Linked DNA regions of Mus musculus: all the other regions are linked to region 4. Evidence: chromatin loops called from intact Hi-C (ENCODE). Cell type or tissue: heart. All regions are shown on one strand. Region 1 holds the start of Rsrc2 (arginine/serine-rich coiled-coil 2). Region 2 holds the start of Zcchc8 (zinc finger, CCHC domain containing 8). Region 3 has its middle 34 kb from the start of Hcar2. Region 4 holds the start of Denr (density-regulated protein). Region 5 overlaps Clip1 (CAP-GLY domain containing linker protein 1). Region 6 overlaps Zcchc8 (zinc finger, CCHC domain containing 8).

Region 1 (4,000 bases), 160 kb after region 4:
GGTGAGTTTAAGGCCAAGCTGCTGTATATGGTGTAGGCTAGCCAAAGCTGCATAGTGGAGAAATTCTGTCTCAAAACACAGCAAACAAAGTGAAGAGGAATGTACTTGTCTAGCACACATGTTCATCTCTAAGACATTATAAACACTGCACAGTATCGCAAGCCTGTGATTCCAACACGCAGGAGACAGAGACAGGAGGCCTACAAGTTCAAGAACACTACAGTGTACGAAAGAACAGTTTTTGGCTTTTGGCTCTTTAAACATTGAGCCTTGATCAGAGAACTTGGTCTTGGCTAATTTATTTCTCTCACAACCTTCCCATCCGTCCCGAGCTTTCCTTTCAGGAACCCAGTAACCCAGGCTGCTGGTGGCTACAATTTTCTAATTTTTTTTTAATGTGCATTGATGTTTTGCCTGCATGCATGTCTGTGTGAGGGCATCAGATACCCTGGAACTAGAGTCACAGACAGTTGTGAGCCACCCCATGGGCACTGGGAATTGAACCCTCGTCCGCTGGAAGAGCAGACAGTGCTCTTAACCGCTGAGCTATCTCTCCAGCCCCAATTTTAATCTTTAAAATAGTAATATAGGGCTGGCAAGATGGTTGTTATAAGGGTGAAGTTTGATGCCAAACCTGACTGGCAATATGAATTCCATTAAGAATCCACATGGTTGGCGGGTGTGGTGGTGCACACCTTTAAATCCCAGCACTCAGTAGGCAGAGGCTGACAAATCTCTGTGAGTTTGAAGCCAGCCTGGTCTACAAAGCTAAGGCTATATAAAGAAACTCAAGACACAAAATTTAAAAATTAAAAAAAGAAGCAACAAAGTTGAAGAACGAACTGCATGAATGTTATCCTCTGACCTATGAATGTACACACACAATAAATGTAAAGAAAATATACGTATACATGTAGGAGCATAATGTAGACAGGCATCGTGGCAAACACCCATAATCTCAGCATGCCAAAGGCGAAGACAGAAGAATAATTTCAAATTTGGGGAACCTTGGTCTGGTCCAAGCTTGTATTGCAAGATCCTGTCCACACACACAGAGTGGGAGGGGAATGTTGGAGTTAGCTAAAACTAAGGCTGTTTTGAAGGAGTTTTGTGTGTGTGTGTGTAGCCTAGAACTCACTGTATGGACCAGGCTGACCACAAACTCAGATATCCTTTTGCCTCTGCCACCTGAGTGCTGGGATTAAAGGTATGCGACATCTCTGCCTGGCTTGAAGGGTTGTTTGTTTGTTTGTTTTGTTTTGAATAACTTTTTCTTTTGAGTCAGCCTCTCACTGTGTAACTAAAGGTCTTGATCCTAACTTGAACTCAGGATCGTCCTACCTCAGCTCTAGACTCCTGGGATTTCAGTCAAGAGCTATCACGTCCTGCTTGTTCTGGGTTTTGATGGTTCCTGGGACTCTATTTGAATTGTCTGATAATATGCTATCTGGAAGCAGATAACATTTGGGCTAGGAATGTAATGAATAAAGGAAAAGAGCTCCTGCTAAGAACATAACACGACTTTAAATCCCAGCACTCAGGAGGCAGAGGCAGGTGGATCTCTGAGTTCTGAGCCAGACTGGCCTTTAACCTAGTACTTGGGAGGCAAAGACAGGACAAAGCTCTGTGAGTCTGGACTCAGACCACAGGCTAGACCAGTTATTCAGCACTCTACCAACTGACTTAACATTCCCAACCCTGAGGTTTATAGTCTTGAGGGAACAACAACGACAAAATGGTTGAACACTGTGTCAAGTATTTGGGTTTTTTTGGTTTTGGTTTTTTTTTTTTTTTTTTTTTTTTCCTTCGAGACAGGGTTTCTCTATGTAGCCCTGGCTGTCCTGGAACTCACTCTGTAGACCAGGCTGGCCTCGAACTCAGAAATCCGCCTGCCTCTGCCTCCGGAATGCTGGGCTGGGATTAAAGGCGTGCGCCACCACTGCCCCGTTTAAGACTACACTTTCTTCTGGTGAAAGAGAGCAAACAGGTGATAAACAGATTTTGACATCACCGAGTGCGGAAAAAAAACAGACGAGCCAATACAAGGTCATGAATCAGATGAAACACTATCGATGAAGCTATATCCACGAAAACTCAGACGGCCTGCCATCTAGAATCCTCTCTAATTTTTTTCTCCCGCCATCATCTAGAGATCGATAAAACCCAGAGACGGACTGAAGCCCCCTGCTGGTTCCACCTAACACTCCTCCCGCTCCCATCGAGCCGCAAGGCTGACGTCTCACCTGCAGCAGCTGACGAAATTAAAAAGAGAATTCTCAAGTGTCTCACACTTCTTCCCGACGGACACAACCGCCCCTACTCATTTTACCTTCCCTGCCACTGATTTGAATTGGCGGGAGAATACCGTGCTCAACCCCTTTTACGGAGGCCGGAGCAGGCCAAACTTGGCTCAAAATTGAGCGCGGAAACCGCCCCGCCCTAAACTAAATTGAATTCCCGATACCGAGCATCCATTCTGGGAGGTATCCTTGGCCCCACCCACTTCGTAGGCTTCACGCCACGCCCTTCGAGAGACTAACCAATCACCGCCTCGAACCGCGTTGTTATAGAAACTCTTATCGCCACCCACTTTTTCTCCCAGCAAGCTGCGCGCCTGGCCCGGCCTCATCCCCTTTTTTTTTTTTTTTTTTTCTTGTGCCATCCGGGTCTCTCGCGCAAGAGATTCAGTCTGTGGCGAAGCTTCGAGGCGGCCAGTACTGTTGAGTGCGGGCAAGCAGAGGCGCCGCCTTAGCGGCCGGGACTCAAAAAAATAATGGCGGTAGGTACTAAGTGGAGCTCGAAGGCCAGGCTGGGTTTTTTGTTTGTTTGTTTCTTTAACACAGAGTGGGCGACCAGCTCATCAGGGCTGTTGTCCGTGCCTGTGTGTGGACAAGATGGCGCCGCGGCCGCTCGCTGCGCTCGCCATCATGGCTTCCTGCTGCAGGGAGGGGGAGGTAAGGCCGTCTGGCTGGGGGTGGGGAGCCGCAGGGAATGGCTTGGTTTTTTCTTTCCCTCTCCAGAACTTTCCTCATCATTTTCCCTGACCCAGTATTTCTCCAGAAGCCCACCGAACTGTGGGGTTTAGCTCTTTGACCCAGACTGGTGTTAGGCTTTGCGTTTCCTAAGGCTTCTGCGTTCATGCTTGGCGCTTTATCGCATTTGACCGGAAAGGAAAAAAAGACCAGAAGTATCCTCTGGGACGCATCGGGTCAAAAGGCAGGCTCCTTAAGGCGCAGTGTAGGAGGACACAGTCTTTTTATTTGTTTGTTTATTTATCTTTGAGCGATCCCTCAGTGATAGGGCTACTTCTAGTTTTGCGAACCTTATTGGTTGAAACTGGGATTCACTTAAAGAGGGGAAAAAAAAGTCTATCTAGTTCCAGTCCCTTATGTTTTAAAGCGATTTATGAGGTTTTTTTTTGGGGGGGGTTGGTTTTTTTTTGTTTTTTGGGGTTTTTATTTTTGAGGCATGGTTTCTCTGTAGCCCTGGCTGTCCTGAAACTCGCTCTGTAGGCCATGCTGCCCCCGAACTCCGAAACCTTTGAGAACCGCAGCATTGTTTAAGACCCCCTTCCTGAACCAAATGGAAGCCGTATCTAAGAGACCTGAACAGGAAGCCTGCCCTGGATATATACTATGCTCATTGCTAATGAATCATATTAGCCTGTGATAATTTGTTTCTGGTTTTCGAAAGAAAATATTCTTGTAAGCATTCTGTATTTCCTTTTACTGACAGGTTTTAACTTCATATTGCAAATAAGGCTTACTTTTCCTGATAGTTGGAGTATTTGAAATTAGAATGGTACAGGTAGTTTTTCTGCATCTCACTACCCTCTTTCTAGATGAATTTAGAATGATTTTTTTTTTTTTGACTTTTCAAAGAGTAGGCAAGCTTTTTTAAATTGTGGGATTAGTGTCTTGGGCCTCTTAGTATACTTCAAGAATGGTATTATTTGCCGGGTGTGGTGGCGTACGCCTTTAATCCCAGCACTTGGGAGGCA
Region 2 (4,000 bases), 190 kb after region 4:
AAAAAAAAAAAAAAGTTTTTGCTTTGATATATAGGACTTTGGGGAACAATTTAATATCCAGACTGGTATACTTTTGAAAGTTGAACCAGGAATTTTTTTGAGGTCAGGGAACAAGAACAATGGTAGCTGAGCTAGTTCTTAGCTTATGTGGCTTTCTTGCTAAGGCTGGATGGGTCATCAAGTGATAATTACTTGTATCTATTTTTACCTTTATCTTCCTGATATAATTTGATAAAAAAAAATCAGTGAGTGGGTGTACAACTGAGGATTTAAAGTAGGAAGGTGGTGGTAGCTTAAGTCTTTAAACCCAGGACCTGGGAGGCAGAGGCTGGTGAGTTTGAGGACAGCCTGGTCTACAGAGCTAGTTCCAGGACAACCATGGGTACACAGAAGTTCCAGGTCAACCACGGGTACACAGAAAAACCTTGCCTCTGTGTGCATGCGTGCACACACACACAGACACCATACACACACACAAGCTTAGATTTCTGATTCTAAATACTCTTTTATAAGATTATTTTAAAAGATAAATAATTGATCTTTTCATTATAACTGCAAATTGTAGCCTGGTAGTACAAGAACTGGCTGAGAAAAAGTAGCTTGCTTGCTTACACTTAATCTATTATAATTTATTTAATTTTTTTTTTCACTTATAATACCTAAGACTTTCAATCTTGTAAAAGGTATGGTGTAACATGCTGGGTTTGGGGGGGGGGGTTGTTTGTTTTGTTTTTGGGGTTTTTTTTTTGCTTGTGTATTTATTATAATCATTCACTTACAAAATGTAGCCACATTGTAATCTTTGTACTACTTGGGAGATTTTGCTGGAAGATATAAGTTATGGGAGAAGTAATAAAGTTGTTGACGCTTGTTGAAGCCTTGCTTCACCGTGTGTGTGTGTGTGTGTGTGTGTGTGTGTGTGTGTGTGTGTGTGTGTTTGTGTCTGTCTGTCTGATTTACATTAATATCATCAACCCCTCCTTGGATCACTAAACGCGCTACAGGAGCTGGCCTCCAACAGAGACCATAACTAACCTGACATTATTTGTTACAGGTTATAATTTCCGGTGATTTTAACATGTGATGACGAAAATATCCATTCAAATCCAGCGGCATATGAAAGTAGAAACATAATAAAGGGTTTTCTGGTTTTTCTGTTTGTTTCGTCCCTGATAGGAGTTCATGAGAGTAGGCAGTGGAATAACTTCATTTTTCATTCATTTACAAATGAAACAAGCAAAATAAAGTGGCTTGTGTCTGAGAGCACATTTATCTACGGCAAAGGTAGAGTTCCTGTCTTCTCTTTTCGACGCTGGGGAACCGCACCACATTTTGTCAAAGCCATGTATCCGGCTTTGATTCCTTCAGCTTTAAACGCCTAACGGGGACAATCCATATTGTTTTAACTCATTCAGAACCGTTTTTTTAAAAAGAGCAATCCCAGTGTGCAACGCAAACAATGAGTCCCGTCGCTTAGAAACTACATATCCCAGAATGCCACGCTCTGTGGCCCATTCGGAAAGAGGCATGAGGGCGGCCTTGGCATTCTGGGAGTTGTAGTCTCCGTCCAGGACCCGCCCCTAGACGGCTTTGGAGGCCTGTGTGTGGAGAAAAGCCTCCAGGGAGAGCGGCTCTGGCCTCCAACCTTCGCCCCCTGCCCTCCAAGCTTTCCCACAGCCCAAGATGGCGGCCGGTGTGGATTTTGGCGACCTAGAGCTCTTCGAGGCGTTTGACCCACCAGAGGAGTCGACGCCGAAGCCCGTTCACACCCGGTTCAAGGACGACGAGGAGGAAGAGGACGACGACGACGACGAGAACGGGGTGGGCGATGCGGAGCTGCAGGAGCAGCTCCGGCGCTGCGAGGCCACCATCGAGCAGCTCCGCGCCGAGAATATCCTTCCGGCGCGATGGGCCGGGTGTCACTTGGCACTCGGGGTCTGGGTGGCGGCGGGCGGGGGACACGGCGGAATTTCCAAGAAGATTAGCATTCGAAGTCCTTCCTCCCGCGACCTGGCGGGCGGGCGGGAGTCTCGGTCCGGTTGCAGAAGCTGCATCCGCGGCCCGCGCGCGATCCCTTCCCCGCGAGCGTCCTCCAGTGCACACCACCCTGGCCCCCCAACTCAAAGCTGCTCTCAACTGTTGTGACACTGGAGACACTTCTCTCCCGGTCTTGGAGGTCACCGTGTTTTCTAACTTTGCGTGCCAAGCTCGAGAAGAGACGAGTCGTAGTGTAGTTGTGCGTTTGAAGGTGCGGGGCGTCGCAGCCGGGGAGTGGGATGATTTGTGGAGGGACGAAAGCTACGAGTGCCCACTGTGATGGAGAATCGGGGCGCGGGGGGGACGACCTTAAAGATTTAGCATGCGAAGAGACTTGCTAAATTGTCCAGATCGTTTTGATTTCTTGAGCTAACTTGCCTCCCGGTGCTCCGGGAAAAACGCGCCAAAATTCCCTTTGACTTTATTAACGTGATTATAACGTTTGTGGGTTTGCTAGTATGTTAATTTCCCGTTCTTAGGTAGTTTTGGTTCAGGTAACTTTCCTTTTGGAACTTAGCCTGAACCCTGAGCATGGTTGTTATGTCAACTTTTGAAGTTCAAGTCTGATTTTTTTTTCATGAAACCATTTTCCGTGACACACTTTATTATGAAAATTTATAAAATACTAGAGAGTTGAAAGGATTGTGTATTTCATATCCGTAGGGGTTCTCTCACATTCTTGCAAACATTTTGCTATATTAACTTTATCATTTATCTTTATGCTTTGACGTGGAAATTTTTCTTAATTGCTTCAACTTGTTCCGGGAACACCGCGGTCTAACTGAAATTTTTGGTTCATCTCTTAGACTGTTTCTGAACTCCAGGACCATGTCTTAGAATATATGTTCAAAGAGATGAAGACCTTATTTAATGTTCAGGTCCAGTTGTCCTGCCCTCGGCAAAACATGTACCCAGTGTTTTTCCTTCAAAGTACTGATTACGGGGCCTTCCTTTACATTTATGTCATTTGGATAACAAAAGTGAAAGTTTTAGTGGTTGGTTGTTATGTCCTGAGGACTGATATTCCTTAACCAGTAATAACATCAAGAACTTAAAAGAAAGTTGAACATTCTGACAAGACCCAGGTATGACATCTTGAAATTACACACGAGCTGCCTCTTGGCTCTCCTTCTCTAGTCACAGCATCCTTGTAGAAAAAGGAATTTTTGTATCATCCACAACTCAGAATCCAATGAAGAATTCAGTAACGGTTCTTTATTGTTGACTTAGGGGTATAAAGGAATTCTGGTAAGTGGGTTAAATGTCTAAACAGACTTAGTGGGTCTTTTTCCTCAATCCAGAAATTTTTGCTTGACAATTCAGAGAAGCAAGTTAGACCCAGCTGTTCATATTTAACACATTTCTGGTAAGATAAAATAAGTTTACAGTTATGTTAGCCGATGATTTCTTTACAGCTGTTATTATTACTGTTGTTATTATTGGTGGTGGTTGGTTGGTGGGATTTTGTTTTGGACAGGCAAGGGTGGGTTTACTGAGACAGTGTTTCTCATCTTGTAACCCAAACTAGCCTGGAATCCACTGTATGTTTACACTGGCCTTAACCTTATTGGTTTTTGTTTGTCTACCTTGAAAGTGCTGGGATAACAGGAGCAACCACACTAGCATTAAATATTTTTATTAATATTTGTAAAGTACGTATTAAATATTTTACAGTTACAGACAGTGCAGGTAGAGCATTTTTTGTTTTGTTGATACAGTCTTCTTGTAGCCTAAGCTGGTCTCTGGTTACAGTGTGGCTCAGGGTGACTTTGAACTCTTGGTCCTCCCGCCTCCCCTTCCCTAGTACTGGGATTACACCTAGGGCCAAGTCTGGCAAGGCACAGCACTTTAGAAGAAAAGGAAATATGCTTTTGAGAAAGTATCGAATGCAGGAGGCATGTATTCAGACATCTGCTTATAACAGTTACACTAATGCTGGCATCTCCATATGATAGGAATTTAA
Region 3 (4,000 bases), 76 kb after region 4:
AACACTCACAGCCAGCCTCAGTGAAGTCAGCCCTGAACTCACAGAGACCCACCTGCCTCTGCCTCCCAGGTGCCGGGACTAAAGGCCTGTGTCACCCTGTGCCTGGCCTCTTTTTCATTATCTTACAACCTTTAACATACACATTCTTATTTTATCCTATCAGGTACACTCCCCGTTCCCTGCAGGGCTATGAGTGAAACATAAATCAGAAAAATGACACCATGACCCTCGACTTAGACACAAGAAAATAGCTTCCTAAGAAAAAGGCCTTCTACTAAGAGACTACACTGCAGAACTCTTTTGTTATTGGCAATGCTGGGGACCGAACCCCTGGCCTCATGCATGCTATGCAAACAGGCTACCACTGAGACACAGCAGCCCAGGGCGCACAGTTTGTATCTTTTTACATAGTAAATTTATAACCATAGAATGGTCATTAGTATATAACTGATGGCCACGGGGCACTAAAACAGAGGAAGACACCCCACTGTACCAGTTCCTGGGGTTTGATGATGCAACTTTTCCTAGACATATGGCTCCCGTATGACCACGACACCAAGGGTAGGCACGTGACATCATGGGACCAAAAGTAGTCAGGGCGATTTTGTAAATTGCCACTTCTCTTTTTCTGAGGTATAAAATATAGTATGTGCTGTGCATTATGCAACCATTTTTGGACTTAAAATGTTAATGAAGCCTAGATATAGGGACACTGGCAAAAATTAGCCAACAAGCCTTGTTTTTGAAGCAATACCACTTCCTTCTCTTTCCTCCCTGCGTCATCTCTTCCAATACAGAGGATGCACTGTTGCTTCAGACGTGATGAAAGCCCTCATTAGCTCTACAATTTTTTAGATTACATTTATTTACTTACTTTGTGTGTGTGTACGTGTGTGCACGCACACATGCGCTCCTGTGCACATTTTATGACTCACACACGGGGGTCCGAGGACAATTTGCGGGAGTCGGTTATCTCCTACCACGTGGGTCTCAGCGTTTGAACTCGGGTTGTCAGTCTGAGCTCTGTTATCTGCTGAGCATCTCAGCAGCCCAAGAGATTTTAAATCTAAGCTTAAACACAAGGGGTCAGACAAAGAGAGGCACCAGGAAGAAAAAAGCTTGGGTGTGGCTTCTGAAAGGGACAGTCATAGAGAATAGGACATACCCAAGTGTGTGTAGCAGCTTCTCATGTGAGGGTGCCTGATCTCAAATCTTGACAGGTTACTAAACTCTCATAAACTCCTGCTTGGACTATCAGTGTCTTGTGTCAGTGAGGCAAATCTCTGTGGGCTTTCAAATAGGCTGACTCTCTTACTCAAACAATCCACCACGGGGCTGGAGAGATGGTGGCTCAGTGGCTAGGGACATCTGTTGCTTTTGTAGAGGACCTGGCTTCTATTCCAACCACCACACGCGCTTACATCCCTAAATAAAGTTTCGGAGCTGGGAGAACGGAGCCGCTAAATGAGCAGACTGAAGTCTCCCGCCACAGCGATGCTGATTCAGGTCCCCAGACAGTTTACACTCGGAGGTTAAAGAGAAACCACAGGAGTAAAGTCCTCATGAGTTCAAGCTGTGTACAATCACAAGGACAAACCACAAATGGCAAACACGTTTTTTCCACATCGGCATAGAAAGGATAGTTTAAATGTTTAATTGAACTTGGTGGTGATGACACCTGCCCTTAATGCAAGCACTCTGGAGGCAGAGGCAGGCAGGTCTCTGTGAGTTCCAAGGCCAGCCTGACCTACAGAGTGAGCTCCAGGACAGCTGGGGCTATACAGAGAAAAACTGAAAAACAAAACAAAACAAATAAAAATTCAATGGAATAGCATCAGCAAGCAATAAAAAATAATTTGAAGTAAGCTCATTCCTATCTGCTACATCTGGGAGAGGCACAAAAATGCATTTCAAGAAAACTTCCATTTGGAAGACAGCGAAGCCATAAACCTCTTGTTTTCTCTCACGCACTCAGAATTCTCCCTGGACAACTCCAGTCTTGGATGGTGTCCCAACACAATGCCTTCTTCTGGCCTCTACAGGCACCAGGCACGGATATGGTATACAAACATACACGCAGGCACAACACCTGTACATATAAAATGTTTTCCAAAAAATTTTTTTTAAAATATCCATCAAAAACTATGTAAACAGAGTTGGGGAGATCTTAGCCTTTAAGAGTGCAAATTGCTCTTACAGACGACCCAAGTTCAGTCCCCAGCCCTCATGGTTGGTTCTCACAACCTAGCGATCTGACGCCCTCTCCTCTCTATGGGCATTTGCACACACTCACATAAATACACATACATGTCCATAAATGAAAAGTAATGGACTGGAGAGATGGCCTCAGGGGTTAAGAGGGCTTGCGGTTCTTACTGAAGACCTGGGTTCAGTTCCCAGAATCCTCAATTTTTAAAAAAATATTTATTTATTTATTTTATGTATACGAGTACACTGTAGCTGTTGTGAAGGTGTGAGCCTTTATGTGGTTGTTGGGAATTGAATTTTTAAGACCTCTGCTTGCTTCCACCGGCCCCACTCGCTCCAGTCAATCCCTGCTAGCTCTGGTCAGCCTCAGCTCGCTCAGTCTCTGCTCACTCCAGCCCAAAGATTTATTTATTATTATACATAAGTACACTGTAGCTGTCTTCAGACACTCCAGAAGAGGGCAACAGATTTTTGTTATGGATGGTTGTGAGCCACCATGTGGCTGCTGGGATTTGAACTCAGGACCTTCGGAAGAGCAGTCGGTGCTCTTACCCTCTGAGTCTCACCAGCCCCGGACTTTATTTTTTATTTTTTGGTTTTTTGGTTTTTCGAGACAAGGTTTCTCTGTATAGCCCTGGCTGTCCTGGAACTCACTTTGTAGACCAGTCTGGCCTTGAACTCAGAAACCCGCCTGCCTCTGCCTCCCAAGTGCTGGGATTAAAGGCATGCGCCACCACACCCGGCTCAGATTTCATTTTTTATCAGGTCATGCTTTCTGTCACCAGGGGAGAAAGAACACTCCATCAACTGATGCTCCATTTCTAGCGGTCAAGGGATTAAAACGTTAGCAGCGTCACTCTGATTGACATGTAGAAGGGTACGTGTAAGTCTCAAAAACTCATCCTGTTCCCTGGAAGTTAGTCAGTGCTAACTAACTTCCCACTTTCTGTCCCTTGTCATGTGTCCTTGTGACTATGAAACATATAAGGACTCATTTTTTTTTTTCAAGACAGTGTGTTTCTCTGTATAGCCCTGGCTGTCCTGGAACTCACTCTGTAGACCAGGCTGGCCTCGAAATCAGAAATCTCCCTGCCTCTGCCTTGTGAGTGCTCGGATTAAAGGCGTGTGCCACCACTGCCCGGCATAAGCACTCATTTTATTCTGAGATTGAGTAGCCAAAAATAATTAATAATTTCAGTAATTTCGTAAGTAAAGGAGCGTTAACTGGTTTGATCTTGTTCAGGCAATCACAGCTTCTGTGAGTTTGGAACTGCAGCAGTCCTGACTGGTCTGGAAGATGCTGTTCTGCTCCGGGCTTCCCGCCCTATAGCTCTTACCATCTTTCCATCCCTCCCACCCCATCTATAATGGTTCCTGAGCCTTTTGAGTTAACAAAGAAACTAATGGGGCCTAAGAGGTGTGCAAGTCTATCCATATAGGTACAAATATAGAGGGCAGATTGATACCGTATCCATTTAGTCGAATAATATTAATAGGTTCTGTGATGGTTTGTATATGCTTGGCCCACAGAGTAGAACTATGAGGACGTGTGGCCTTCTTGGAGTGGGTGTGGACTTCTTGAAGGAGGTGTGGCCTTGTTTGAGGCAGTATGTCACTGTGGCATTCTGATTTGAGATTCTCCTCCTAGCTGCCTGAGGGCAATTTGCTCCTGGCTTCCTTTGGATGAAGATGTAGAGAACTCTCAGCGCCATACCTGCCTGGAGGAGACTGTGGTGTTTCCTGCTATGATGATAATCGACTGAACCTCTGCACCTGTAAGCCAGCCCCACTT
Region 4 (4,000 bases):
GGCCACGGGATCCACACAGTGTACAGAACCAAGGCCCACGCGAGGTCCTCGACAGCCACACATGGATGTGGCATGAGTACACACAAGCACAAATGAAATTAAGATGTAGTGGGGGAGAATAAACCCACTCAAGATTCTAGTCAGACATCAAGCTCCCCCCAGACCCCTCCTCACTCCAGTACTGGGACTGAATGTAGAGGCTTTGAACTGTCTGGACAAGTGCTGTGCCACCAAGCAACAGCTCCAGGCCCTGCTTCATTTCCTTTAGGATTCTGTACCTTAGCTCTTCCATCCTTCACTATCCCCAAGGCTCCTTAGCTTCCAACAAGCTTTCCTTACAAAGGAACACCAGTCAGGCTGGGATCAGGCTCCTGGTATCTCTCTACTTCAATTGGCCAGGAAACTCCTCCAGGCCAGGACGCAAGACCCAAGTGACCCTGGAAAAGAAGGAGTCATCTACCAACCCATGGGTCCTCACTAGGCTCCCCCCCTCTTCAACTAAGAATCCACCCAACAACCAAGACAGTTGGGGGAGCGAACACGACCAAATGTGAAACTATCAATATCAGGTATAAAAACCAGCGAGCCAGTCGTTCCAACACTTACCTCCACAATAAAGGACTCGAAGAGGGTAATCCGCATCTAACTTGGCACTGTTCTTCGTATCGCCTTTGCAATCCGCCCCGCTGGATTCAGAAATGTCAGTAGCCATCTCACAAACCTGGAAACAAGAATGACACACACGACTTCACTATCTGAGAAGCTCGACCCCCGCCCCCCAAATAAGCAGCCTTGGGGGTGGGGTGCAGTCTTAGCTTCCACTGTGTATCCCCCAAACACCAAAGCTGTTTTGAGTCTATTAAAAGAAGGACACGAAGTCTCATTAGAGTCACTGATGATCAACTGGAGCCTCATCTACCTGCATCCACGGGTTTACAGGGAAGCGAGAATTAAATGGGGCCATGAAGGCTGTGTTGGGGCAGGGGCAAAAAGGGACACCAGAGGAAAAGAGGAAGCAGTAAGGGGGACAGAGTTGGGCTGGTGGCTTCAACAGAGACGGGGCAGGTCTGAGGTTGCTATGGGAGGGATGCAGCCTGCAGTTAAAAGGCTATGGACACCTTGGCACGACAGGGACGAAGTCACTCGAGGTGCCCAGAATGCAAGGTGCGGCGACAGCAAAATCCCGAAAAGAGACCAAGCCAGGGACAAGGACGGCAATGCCACAGCCTGGGGAGGGGAAATCGGGCCAGGCCTGGGGAAAAGGACAGGTAGCCCGCTGGAAGGCTGGGCTAAGGGGGACATCCCGGGGACTCCACAGGAGGCCCCCATGTGGGCGGGCGTGGAGACGCCCGGCCCGGCCCCCTTCCTGCTTTAGGCAGCGCCTGGGCCGCCTCGGCAGCGCCGCCAGCTCCCGGGGAGGCCGCCGCAGCAGCGCGAATGAGAGCGCTCATTACCCAGCCGGTCGCACGGCCCCCGCCGCCTCCGCTCCCGCCAGCTGAAGCGACACATGCAACTCCTCTTCCCGGCCACGGCTGCCCCGAAATTCGCTGCTGGGGCGCGCTCGCGCGAGACAATGAGCCTTTATCGCGATATCCCCGGCCAGCCGCTAGGAGGATGTCGCGAGACGCCACCGTGCCGGGGTGGGCGGGGCCCAAAAAGGGAGGAGCATGCGCCCATGCGTGGAGCCCGGGGGAAGGGGTGTGGGGTGGGGAAACGGGACCGAGTTGCGTAGAGGCGGCCGGACGGTAGGGGGCGCTGGCTATCCATTGGCAAAGGGGGAGCCAGCGGCTCAGGCTGTCCCTGCGCAGTGGGGCGTGGACTGGACTGGCGCAGAGGTTCTTGAGTCACAGGTGACTCTCTATTAATGATGTGGGCAGCCTTGCCCCAGTGTCTGGGCTACATCCTAGTGTCCCGACTAACCACTAACTAGCCTGATGCATAAGTCACCCCACGGCGTAGAGATGGTGGCTGAATGAGACATAGGGTTTTATTTCATTCCGATTCCCTAAATAGGAATTACTCGTGCAAAGGTCATATTAATTACTGTTTGAATTTATTTCATCAGGCTGACGACTGTTCCCATATGCTCCTTTTTGCATATTTCACCTTCTACGTGTTCTATAACGGGGATTTTCCCATCCGGTCTCAGGATTTCTGGTTTTAACCACACGGGTCCTTGTCTAAATTTTGCTTCCTTGTTTTTAGTTTGGGGAAATCCCTTCATCTGCATACTCAGCCCAAGTCCCACTTGTGAAACAGGAATAGCACTGGGACACTTTCGGAGCTCAGAAAGGGCCTGGTAGAAAGACCATTGCGTTTTTGCTTTTAACATCACCTTCATGAACTAAGCTACCCAAATATGGCCCCCCTCCCGGAACTTTCCTTTGGTGCCGGGAATTGAACCCAGGGTTTTGTGAATGCTACAGAAGAGCTCTGCCTTGAGTTACAGGCCCAGCCCTAATCCCAACACTTGGGAGACAGAGGCAGGCCAATGTCTGAGTTTTAGGCCAACCTAGTCTACAAAGTTCAAAGCTGTTGGCCTGTAAGCGTAGGGCATTTGTGTTGAACGTACAAGGCTCTGGGTTTAATCTACAGACTGGAAAAAAAAACCCCACACAGCAAAGATGTACATTTCGCTAAGCATGGTGGGTGATATGCACCTTTAATCCCAACACTCAGGAGGCAGAGGCAGGTGGATTTCTAAGTTTGAGGCCAGCCTGATCTACAGAGCAAGTTCCAGGATAGCCAGAGCTACACAGAGAAACCCTGAAACCCTGTATATATGTGTGTGGGTGTGTGGATGAGTGTTCGTGTGTGTGTGTGTGTGTGTGTGTGTGTGGTGTGTGTGTGTGTGTATGTGTGTGTGGGTGTGGTGTGTGTGTGTGTGTGTGTATGTGGTGTGTGTGTGTATGTGGTGTGTGTGGGTGTGTGTGTGGGTGTGGGTGTGTATGTGTGTGGTGTGTGTGTGTGTGTGTGTGTGTGCATTATATGCCTGTAGTTTCAGCACTTAGACAGCTGAAACAGAAGGATTGCTGAGTTTAAGGTCACCCAAGGCTACACAGTAAGACTTATGTTTAAAAAACAAACAAAAAACCAGAAAGAAAAAGAAAAAGCACACCATGATACAGAGCTTGGAGCATGGCCCAGTTGGTAAGCACGAAGACCTGAATTAGATTGCTAGGATCTATGTCCAAAGCCAGGCATGGAGACCATTGAGATGGCTTAGTGAGCAGAGGACCAGCCCCACGACCTAGCAGCCTGAGAGTTCGGCTCTCAGAACGCAGATGAAGGTAGGAGGAGAGACAACTCCACAGAGTTGTCCTCTGACCTCCACATGTCTGCCATGGCCCTCCCAACCATATAAAAATACAATAAACAAGACAAACAAACAAATATTCGGAGCCAGATGTGGTGTGCGTGTTTACAATCCCTGTGCTGCTGCGGAACTGGAGATCCGCGGGGTTCACTGAACAGCTGGCCTATGCTAACTGTCGAGATCCAGGCTAATAAATAGATCTTGTGTGTGTCAAAGGCGTGACATTCAATGCGGCCCCCTGCCTGTGCACACACATGTATGCACAGGCACACACACCACATACACACACACACACACACACGCATCCACACACAAACACATACACGCATCCACACACACCACATACAACACACACACACATCCACACACCACACTACATATACACACACATATGAATATACATCTACTCATTAAAATAAAACATCAAAGTGCATAGCAATGAATTGTTAACATCAGTCAGTTTACTTGTTAACATTTTTTGTTTGTTTGTTTGTTTGTTTGTTTCAAGACAGGGTTTCTATGTATAGCCCTGGCTGTCCTGGAACTCACTTTGTAGACCAGGCTGGCCTCGAACTCAGAAATCCACCTGCCTCTGCCTCCCAAGTGCTGGGATTAAAGGCGTGCGCCACCACTGCCCCGCACTTGTTAACATTTTTTAAAATTTGTTTTATTTCATGGTGTTTT
Region 5 (4,000 bases), 280 kb after region 4:
GAGTTGGGAGACTAGACAAGTGTGTTGTTTGTCAAGGATTAGGAAACTAAAGCGTCCACATTTCCTGTTATCCAGCCCTGTCAAATGTCAGCCTCAGTTCCCCAAGATACTCTTCCCCAGTCCTGCCCCCAGTGGAGGCTCTGGGACTGATGATGAACGGCTTTTGTGGAAGAAGCTGTTCTATTGACAAAGAAGAAAGGGCTGTGGTAGCTAAATGAGGACATGAAGACAGATGAACAGCAAAAGTCTGCTAAGTAACTGTACTTGAAAATAAGCTAGCTATAGGAAAAGTCTCTCTAAGGTGGTTCTGAAGGAGCAATAATAAAAAGCAAGTTAGCTAGAATAGAGTATTGGGCTGATCATTGGGTCACCCTTTTGCATAAGGATTTAGTGAAAGCTGAGTTCTGACGGCTGTCCACTGGATCTTTAAAGGAAACTTTGAAATATTTTAAGCACACAAATTTACAGAACAATGTAAACTACCAGTACAATGTGCCCAGGGCCTGTCTGTGCTACAAACAGGCCCTACCACTTTTTTTAAACTGATAAGAACAGATACTACACTTGATCTTAGCCAAAAGGCCGAGAAGCGATCTACCACTTTTTTTAAATTCAGAAATGAACTTTACCAGGTAGCTCATTGAGGACGTAAATGCAGCACTGCCTTCTTTAGACCGAGATGGTTTTCAAATTTAGGGATAGAAGAGTAGTATATTTTGACCTTTTAAAAATAACCATCAGAACAGGGTGGTGGCGGCACACCTTTAGTGCCAGCACTGGGGAGGCAGAGGCAGACAACTCTCTGAGTTCCAGGCCAGCCCGGTCTACACAGCAAGTTCTGGGACAGCCAGGGCTACACAGAGAAACCCTGCCTTGACAAAGGGAAAAAAAAAAGAAAAACCATTAGAAGGTGGAGAGGCGCTCAGCAGTTAAGCATTGCCTGCTGCTGTTGAGGAGGAGCCAGGCTTGGTGTCTCGTTCCAGGGGATCCGACCCTGTCTTTTGGCGAGCTTCTGCACATATATGATGTACATAAACCTACAGGCGAGCACACACACACACACACACACACACATACAAATACAATTAACGTAACTTACTTACTTACAACACGCCTTAGCTAGGCATGTTGGCACACAGAGTTTGAGGCCATGCAGGTCTACATAGAGAGTTCCAGGACAAACAGGGGCAGTCATACCTACAGCTTTTTGTTTGAAAAGTCACAAAGCGAGAAACGACAAAAACCCCTCGTTCCAGTATTGTTTTGTTGTGTTTCTCATTATTATTATTATTATTATTTTACCATTTTATTTTTCCTTATCATTCTTTTTTGTTTCTTTTCTTTTGTTCCATTTGCTCATGTACCATGTAACTCGGTGTGTTAGGCTAATAGCATTACCAAAGAGCTCCAGGAGAAAGAGCTAGTGCTCACTGGTCTGCAGGACAGTTTGAATCAAGTCAATCAAGTGAAGGAGACTTTGGAGAAAGAACTTCAGACTTTGGTAAGTACCTGGCAGATGGAGTCTGAATCTCAGCCTTCCTGGCCTTTTCCTGTTTAAAGGAACATTCTCCATTTAAAAACAAAACAAATCAAAACACTGCAGTTATTTCTCTACTTCTTCAAAAATATGGAGTTAAATTGAGTATATTAGCAGCTTGCTAATTACCTCCAGGAGAACTGTATCAAATGGAACTAGTAAAGGGAGGTGTTATTTTTCTTTTTTCTTTCTTTGTTCTTTTTAAATGCTCCCTTTTCTCCAGTGAAGCAGTGCCTGGCAATTATTGGCAGCTTAGTTTTACAAAACACAGAGACGCATCTTTCTTCCCAGGCACATCCAGCTCGGTCAGATCTCACTAGGAAGTATTTCCTATTACCCCCACCCCCCACCCCCACCCCCCCCCCTTCAGCATCTCCTTCCTGACCCTGGGCAGCGGCTGTACAGCTCTTTAGTGCCCTCTATTGGCGAGGTGTTCTATCGGCTTGAACTGTCTCTGGGTTGTATTCTGCCTTAGGAAATTGTATTTCCATTCGTAGGTTTTCTCTTAATTGCAAATTGTGTAATGGTACAAGGCTTTAATCGCAGCCCTCAGGAGGCAGAGGCCGACAGACTTTGAGATCCAGGCCAGTCTTGTCTACATACCAAACTTCAGACCATCCAAGGCCACAAAATAAGACCCTGTCTCAAAACAAACAAACACCAAACCAACTAATGCTCCAAAATAAACAAATCTTTTCACCCTCCCTCCCTCTTTCTTTGCCTTTTACACCATAGTTTGACCTTAATGGAGGGTAATAATTATGGACAGTCGCCATGGTACCTATGGGGGAGCTTTGGAGAGCCTAGGTAGTTGTCAGGAGCCTGGTCCCAGCTGCTCCACGGTTCCCTGTCACTGTGCCCTTTCACTGCTCACACTGGTGAAGATCATTTCTTCTGTGAGTGTCTGTGCCTTTTTTTTTTTCCATTTTTCCTTTCTGAAACAATGTTTCTCTGTTTCTGATCTGAAACTCACTCAGCTGTGTAGTCCAGGCTGTCCTTTAACACATAGCAATCCTACTGCTTCAGCCTTCTGAATGCTGGGATTATAGGCATGAGCTCAAATTCCTACTTTTAGAACAAGATTTTTTTAATTATATGTATGCATTTGCATTTATGGGTGGTGTGTGCACATTGACACACCTGTGGAGGTCAAAAGAGGGTGTCAGATATCCTAGAGTTGGAGTTACAGGTGGCTGTGGGCTTTCTGCAGTGGGTGCTGGTATCTAAACTTGGGTCCTCTGCAAAAAGCAGTAAGCACGAGCCCTCGTGACCACTGAGTCATCTCTCCAGCCCCAAATTTCTCCTTTTAAAAATAGCTATGCCGGGCGTGGTGGCGCATGCCTTTAATCCCAGCACTTGGGAGGCAGAGGCTGGTGGATTTCTGAGTTCGAGGCCAGCCTGGTCTACAAAGTGAGTTCCAGGACAGCCAGGGCTACAGAGAAACCCTGTCTTGAAAAACCAAAAAAAAAAAAAAAAAAAAAAAAAAAAAGCTATATTATTCAACACCAATTCAATGTAAATTTAAATTACTATGTTTAGTCCATTTTAAGTGCTCAGTTAGTTATTTACAAAAAGTTCTGTTGGATAGTTCTGGTATATAATAAACGTGGTGCATTTTAGGGTAAAATGGCCTGAGAATCTCTCATTCATATATATATATACATACACACACACACACACATATATATATATATGAATATATATATATTTCTTTTTAAAATAAGGTTTCTCTTTGTAGCTCCAGCTGGCCTGGAACATACTATGTAGATCAGGCTGGCCTTGACCTCACAGAGATACACCTGCCTCTACCCTCTGAGTGCCAACTCTAAGGGCATGTGCCATCACGTCTGGCTATTTCCTGATTTGGAGTCCTTTAAGTAAATGTTTCAGGGGCTGGCGACGTGGTAAAAGGAGCTCATTAGACAGAGATGTCGGCCTGAAGACCTGAGTTCGAGCCCTAGGCCCCTCAGCGTAGGAGGAGAGAACTGCTGCAGCAAGTTGTCTTCTGACTTTCACATGCTCACTCTGGGACATGTGCCCATACATGTGCACACAAATACAAAAATAGATAAATGTAATTTAAAAACAAAGGAAATAGGATCGAAGAGATGGCTCAGTGGTTAAAAGCAGTTGTTGCTCTTTTAGAAGACTAGAATTCAGTTCCCAGCATCCATGTCGGACAGCTTACAGCCATCAGTAACTCCAGTACCAGAGGATTTGACACTCGCCTCTGGCCTCCGGGGGCACTGCACACACTTAAGTGCACATACCTACATACACACCTACACATCATTAAAAATGATAAATTTTTTTGAGACAGGGTTTCTCTGTATAATCCTGACTGTTCTAGAACTTGCTCTGAAGTCAAGGTGGCCACAAATTCAGAGATTCAACTGCCTGTCTCCCCGATGCTGGGGTTAAAGGCATGCGCCATCATGCCTAGTGTAACAATAAAGCTTTAAT
Region 6 (4,000 bases), 210 kb after region 4:
TTACAGGCATTGGCTGCCATATCTACCCCTTGTCTGCACCATCTCAAAGATGGGTGCTTATGGCCATTCTTCCTCTAGGTACCCCAAGTTCCAATAATAACTTTGTATGAAGCGCTGTGACTTCTGAAGTGTCTTTCCTCTTTCAGATGTAGAGATTCCACCTGGTTCTCAGAGCAGCAAAGCATTTCAGTTCCAACCACCGTTGCCTCCCGGAACACCGCCTCCACTCCCACAGGGAACTCCCCCGCCTCTCTTCACCCCTCCACTCCCTAAGGGAACCCCACCACTGACTCCCAGTGACTCACCCCAGGCCCGACCCGCAGCCTCAGCCATGGATGAGGATGCCCTGACGCTGGAGGAGCTGGAAGAGCAGCAGAGGCAGATCTGGGCGGCTCTCCAGCAGGCCGAGGGAGGGAATGGCGACTCAGATGTTCCTGGAGACACACCTTTAACTGGGAACTCAGTGGCCTCCTCCCCGTGTCCAAACGAGTTTGACCTCCCTGTCCCCGAAGGAAAGGCCCTGGAAAAGCCAGTGCTGGCTGAGCCCCAGGAACCAGCTGCTTCTGTAGACACAGCTGGACCCGAGCCATCCTGCAGCCCAGCAGCAGGGGCAGCAGTGCTCTCTCAGAGAGAAGAGGAAGCTGCTGCTGAGGGGGGCCCGGGAGATGCTCTTCTCGACAATGGCGGTGTGTTGAACATGAACATGAGCAATGGGAGCAACCAGCAGCCCATTCACCCGGACAGCCGGCCTCCGATGGCCCCAAAAACCCATAGCCCAGTACCTGACATGAGCAAGTTTGCCACTGGAATAACACCCTTTGAATTTGAGAACATGGCTGAATCCACTGGAATGTACCTCAGGATAAGAAACCTGTTGAAGAATTCACCCCGAAATCAGCAGAAAAACAAAAAGACTTGTGAGTGAGCCCTGGCTGCGTGGTGATGTGCAGCTCTGATTGTCCCACCAGCCTGAGGCCAGGTGACCCGTTTGTCCCTCCCACCTTTCAGAATCTGGTGTAATTGTGATCTCGAGTCAAGGCTGTTTTACAGAATGAAAGACTGGGTGTGAGTTTGTTCTTTTCTTCTCACTGACAGCAACCCAGAGTTTGCGTGCGGGAGCTGGTTCAGGGATGCTTGGTCCGGGTTAGACTATTTTTGGATCGTGAGTGTCTGTCAAGAGTGAAGGGTTTTTTTTTTTAATGTCTTTTGTAAATTGTTTTCCCTTTCTACATTTTGCTATTATCCTGTATATATAAGCTTAATATATCACTTTTTAAAGAAAATTCTAACAATTTTAAATTCACATTTCAATTTCAACAACCAAATGAGAACAATCAGGGATCGGCAGCTTGCTCCTGCTTGCTCGGGGTATTTTTGTAAGATTTTCATGCATGATTTTAATAACACTTTTACTTTTTGTAATTTAATTATTCAAATATGCTTCCAATAAAGGTGTGCTCACCTTTGTGTACAGAGGTTTAATAAATTAGTTTTCTTACACATGAACCAAGACTTGGGTAGATATGACTCACAGTTCAAATTGTTCTTTTAAACTTGAATGAAAATTATGAGGTTGCAAAGAAACTGCATGTTTGGCTGCTGTAAGTGGATTCCAGCCTTACATATACTAATATAGAAACAAAATTGTTTAATTACTTTGGGCAATTACTTTGCACATGATAATATTGTGGCTTCCAGCTGGAAGGTAGACAGACACATACTGAGTGTGACTGTCCTATGCAAGCTGGAGCCTGGTCTGGTTCTCTGGCTGGGCACTCTTAAGTCTCTGCCAGGTCAAGTTCTGGAACACTTGGAGATCTTGAATAACCGCTCAGGTAGTGTTAAGCTGCTCCCAGGCCAGCAGAGGGCGCAAAAGGGAATTGGTCCAGATTTCAGTGACACTGGAGTAGTCCAATTTGCCCATTTATAATCAGTACAGGGAGGGATGGTCAGCTGCTTTGTCACCTGAGTCTTCAGTGCATTCTTCAGGGTTCGCATGGTGCTGTGACTTGTGGAAGCAGCAGCCTTCCTAGCAGGCCTGCCATGAGGAAGGGGGTTCCTGGAGGCCTGGAGGAGATAAGGGGTCCTGTCAACATTAAACATGTTTTCTCCTCTCTCACTGTTCTTTCTTCCGAGATAGGTTATTGCTGTGTAGCCTAGGCTGGCCTTACTCACAGTCTTCCTGATACTGCCTACTGCTGAGATTACAGGCAAGATGACATGGTTCTTTTTAAAAAAACAAACATTTATTTATGGGGGTTGGCGGACATTCCTCAGCGTGGATGTTAGAAGACAGTGTGTGGTGTCCACGTGTTGTTCTCTCATCAATGTGTGTCTTCATCAAGCACCTTTACCCAGTGAGCCAGCTCACCAGCCTGAAGATGACATGGAATTCTCTCGTCTTCCAGATCCCTGATCACAGGTGTGCACTGCCAGTCCTGGGGGCTAAGGATCCAACCCAGAGCACTGTCTGTCTGTCTGTGCCAGGCAAGCACTACCAACTACATATGTGTGTGCCAGGCAAGCACTACCAACTACATATGTGTGTGTGCCAGGCAAGCACTACCAACTACACTGCCTCCCCAGCCCCAGTGATGTGACTATGGAAGTCTTAGCTGATCTACATCAGAAGTTATTATTTAGCTCTGTCTGGTGTCTTAGACCTGAAATCCTAGCAGTTGGGTGGCAGGCTGGAGGATCAGGACCAGCCTTGGTTATATAGCAAGGTTAGTTAGCCTGAGCTACAATGTGATACTGCTTCAGGGGGAAAAAAGTTTTCCTTTAAATATTGTATTGCTGGTATCTGCTGAATATTGAAATAATTATTTCCAGCACATACAGACTCTATTAAGGTATAAATTATACCATTTTTCCTTTATTGGGTAGGTATTGCCTCTTCTTTTTTGCTTTTTTTTTTTTAAACAAATGTCTAAGACATAGATAATTGTAAATAAATTCAGATCTCTTAACTCTGTATCCAAGTTCCTTTTTTTTTTTTTTTTTTTTTGGTTTTTTGAGACAGGGTTTCTCTGTGTAGCCCTGGCTGTCCTGGAACTCACTCTGTAGACCAGGCTGGTCTCAAACTCAGAAATTCACCTGCCTCTGCCTCCGGAGTGCTGGGATTAAAGGCTTGCGCCACCATGCCCGGCACCAAGTTCCTTTTTTTAATATTTACTTTTATGTTTTTAATTTGTGTGTGTGTTTGTGTGTGTGTGTGTGTGTGTGTGTGTGTGTGTGTGCAGGTGCCCTTGTGGCCCAGAAGAAGGCACCGAATCCTCCAGAGCTGGAGTTGCACGCAGGTACTTGTTAAGCTGATGTGGGTGCTGAAAACCACTCAGCCATCTCTCCAGTCCTGAATCTAGAATTTTATCCACTGCCCTGTTCCCCTGTGAGAAACTCAAAAGTATTGGTTCCTCAGGAACTGGCATCCTCTTTTTTATTTAATTACTTAGGGCTGGAATTATAGCTGAATGGTAGCTTACCTGACATATGTGAGGTCCTAGGTTTGATCCCCAGGACCAGGAAGAAAGCTAATTGGCAGTTAACCATGGAGCCGCACATGCAGTAAAGAGACGGAAGGAAGTAGTGAGCTGGGAGTACTAGTTCCTGCTTGTAGTCTCAGCACTGGGAGACTGAGGCAAGACAAGTCGTAGGCCAAGACCCTGACTCAGGGAGAAGAAAGATGTTAGACGTCACCTCACCTTTGAAGGAGCTTTTGTGCTTCAAGGGCCCCAGCACAAAGCAGCCTATGGCAAGGGAAGAGCTCAGAAGCCTAGAGGAAACAGCTGGCCTAACTACTTATGGGAGGCTCGAGCCAGCTAGCGAGAGAAAACTCCTGAACCAATCCTCAAAAGCATCAGGACCAAATGGACATTGACAGAAACAAAAGGGGCCGGCAAGATGGCTCAGTGGAAAGGTGTGTGCCACCACTGCTGAAATGAGTTGGGTCCCCAGGATTCACCTGGTGGCAAGAGAAGAAACCAAGTTGGACTCTGACCTT

The links. A loop is a pair of places that touch in the nucleus more often than their neighbours do. Peaks named below come from ENCODE experiments on the same cell type or tissue, not always from the same donor. Only the 100,000 strongest peaks of a DNase experiment are listed, where the experiment ranks them.
Region 1: it touches region 4 in a loop (4-fold over the local background); 15 of 42 quality-filtered maps call a loop at or near these places.
Region 2: it touches region 4 in a loop (4-fold over the local background); 6 of 42 quality-filtered maps call a loop at or near these places.
Region 3: it touches region 4 in a loop (4-fold over the local background); 23 of 42 quality-filtered maps call a loop at or near these places.
Region 5: it touches region 4 in a loop (4-fold over the local background); 17 of 42 quality-filtered maps call a loop at or near these places.
Region 6: a loop joins it to region 4, with 3 times the contacts of the local background. A loop is called at or near these places in 4 of 42 quality-filtered maps.

Annotation. Positions count from the first base shown.
Region 1 is chr5:123,748,068-123,752,067 of GRCm38, reverse strand. Rsrc2 (arginine/serine-rich coiled-coil 2) reads left to right here and starts at 2,654. Exons shown (of 10, transcript NM_001005525.2): 1 at 2,654-2,779. The coding sequence starts at 2,774. It overlaps Kntc1 (kinetochore associated 1), which reads right to left and starts at 2,342. Exons shown (of 64, transcript NM_001042421.1): 1 at 2,244-2,342. In heart, a CTCF peak has its summit at 2,217 (motif pointing left); a DNase peak (open chromatin) is centred at 2,527; H3K4me3 peaks cover 2,609 bases; H3K27ac peaks cover 1,985 bases.
Region 2 is chr5:123,718,614-123,722,613 of GRCm38, reverse strand. It overlaps Zcchc8 (zinc finger, CCHC domain containing 8), which reads left to right and starts at 1,570. Exons shown (of 14, transcript NM_027494.3): 1 at 1,570-1,891; 2 at 3,080-3,122. The coding sequence starts at 1,684. In heart, no CTCF peak of the experiment used is centred here; a DNase peak (open chromatin) is centred at 1,573; H3K4me3 peaks cover 2,715 bases; H3K27ac peaks cover 1,859 bases.
Region 3 is chr5:123,829,162-123,833,161 of GRCm38, reverse strand. No RefSeq gene overlaps it. Among named protein-coding and RNA genes, the nearest start is that of Hcar2, 34 kb to the left of the region's middle. In heart, no CTCF peak of the experiment used is centred here; no DNase peak of the experiment used is centred here.
Region 4 is chr5:123,904,821-123,908,820 of GRCm38, reverse strand. It overlaps Denr (density-regulated protein), which reads right to left and starts at 1,546. Exons shown (of 8, transcript NM_026603.4): 1 at 1,455-1,546; 2 at 607-721. The coding sequence starts at 712. In heart, no CTCF peak of the experiment used is centred here; a DNase peak (open chromatin) is centred at 1,670; H3K4me3 peaks cover 1,809 bases; H3K27ac peaks cover 1,405 bases.
Region 5 is chr5:123,624,795-123,628,794 of GRCm38, reverse strand. It overlaps Clip1 (CAP-GLY domain containing linker protein 1), which reads left to right. Exons shown (of 24, transcript NM_019765.5): 10 at 1,385-1,501. It also overlaps the pseudogene Gm24840. Among named protein-coding and RNA genes, the nearest start is that of Vps33a, 54 kb to the right of the region's middle. In heart, CTCF peaks have their summits at 1,993 (motif pointing left) and 3,777; a DNase peak (open chromatin) is centred at 1,954.
Region 6 is chr5:123,697,269-123,701,268 of GRCm38, reverse strand. It overlaps Zcchc8 (zinc finger, CCHC domain containing 8), which reads left to right. Exons shown (of 14, transcript NM_027494.3): 14 at 147-2,967. The coding sequence ends at 925. Among named protein-coding and RNA genes, the nearest start is that of Clip1, 15 kb to the right of the region's middle. In heart, CTCF peaks have their summits at 602 and 1,854 (motif pointing right); DNase peaks (open chromatin) are centred at 458 and 1,888.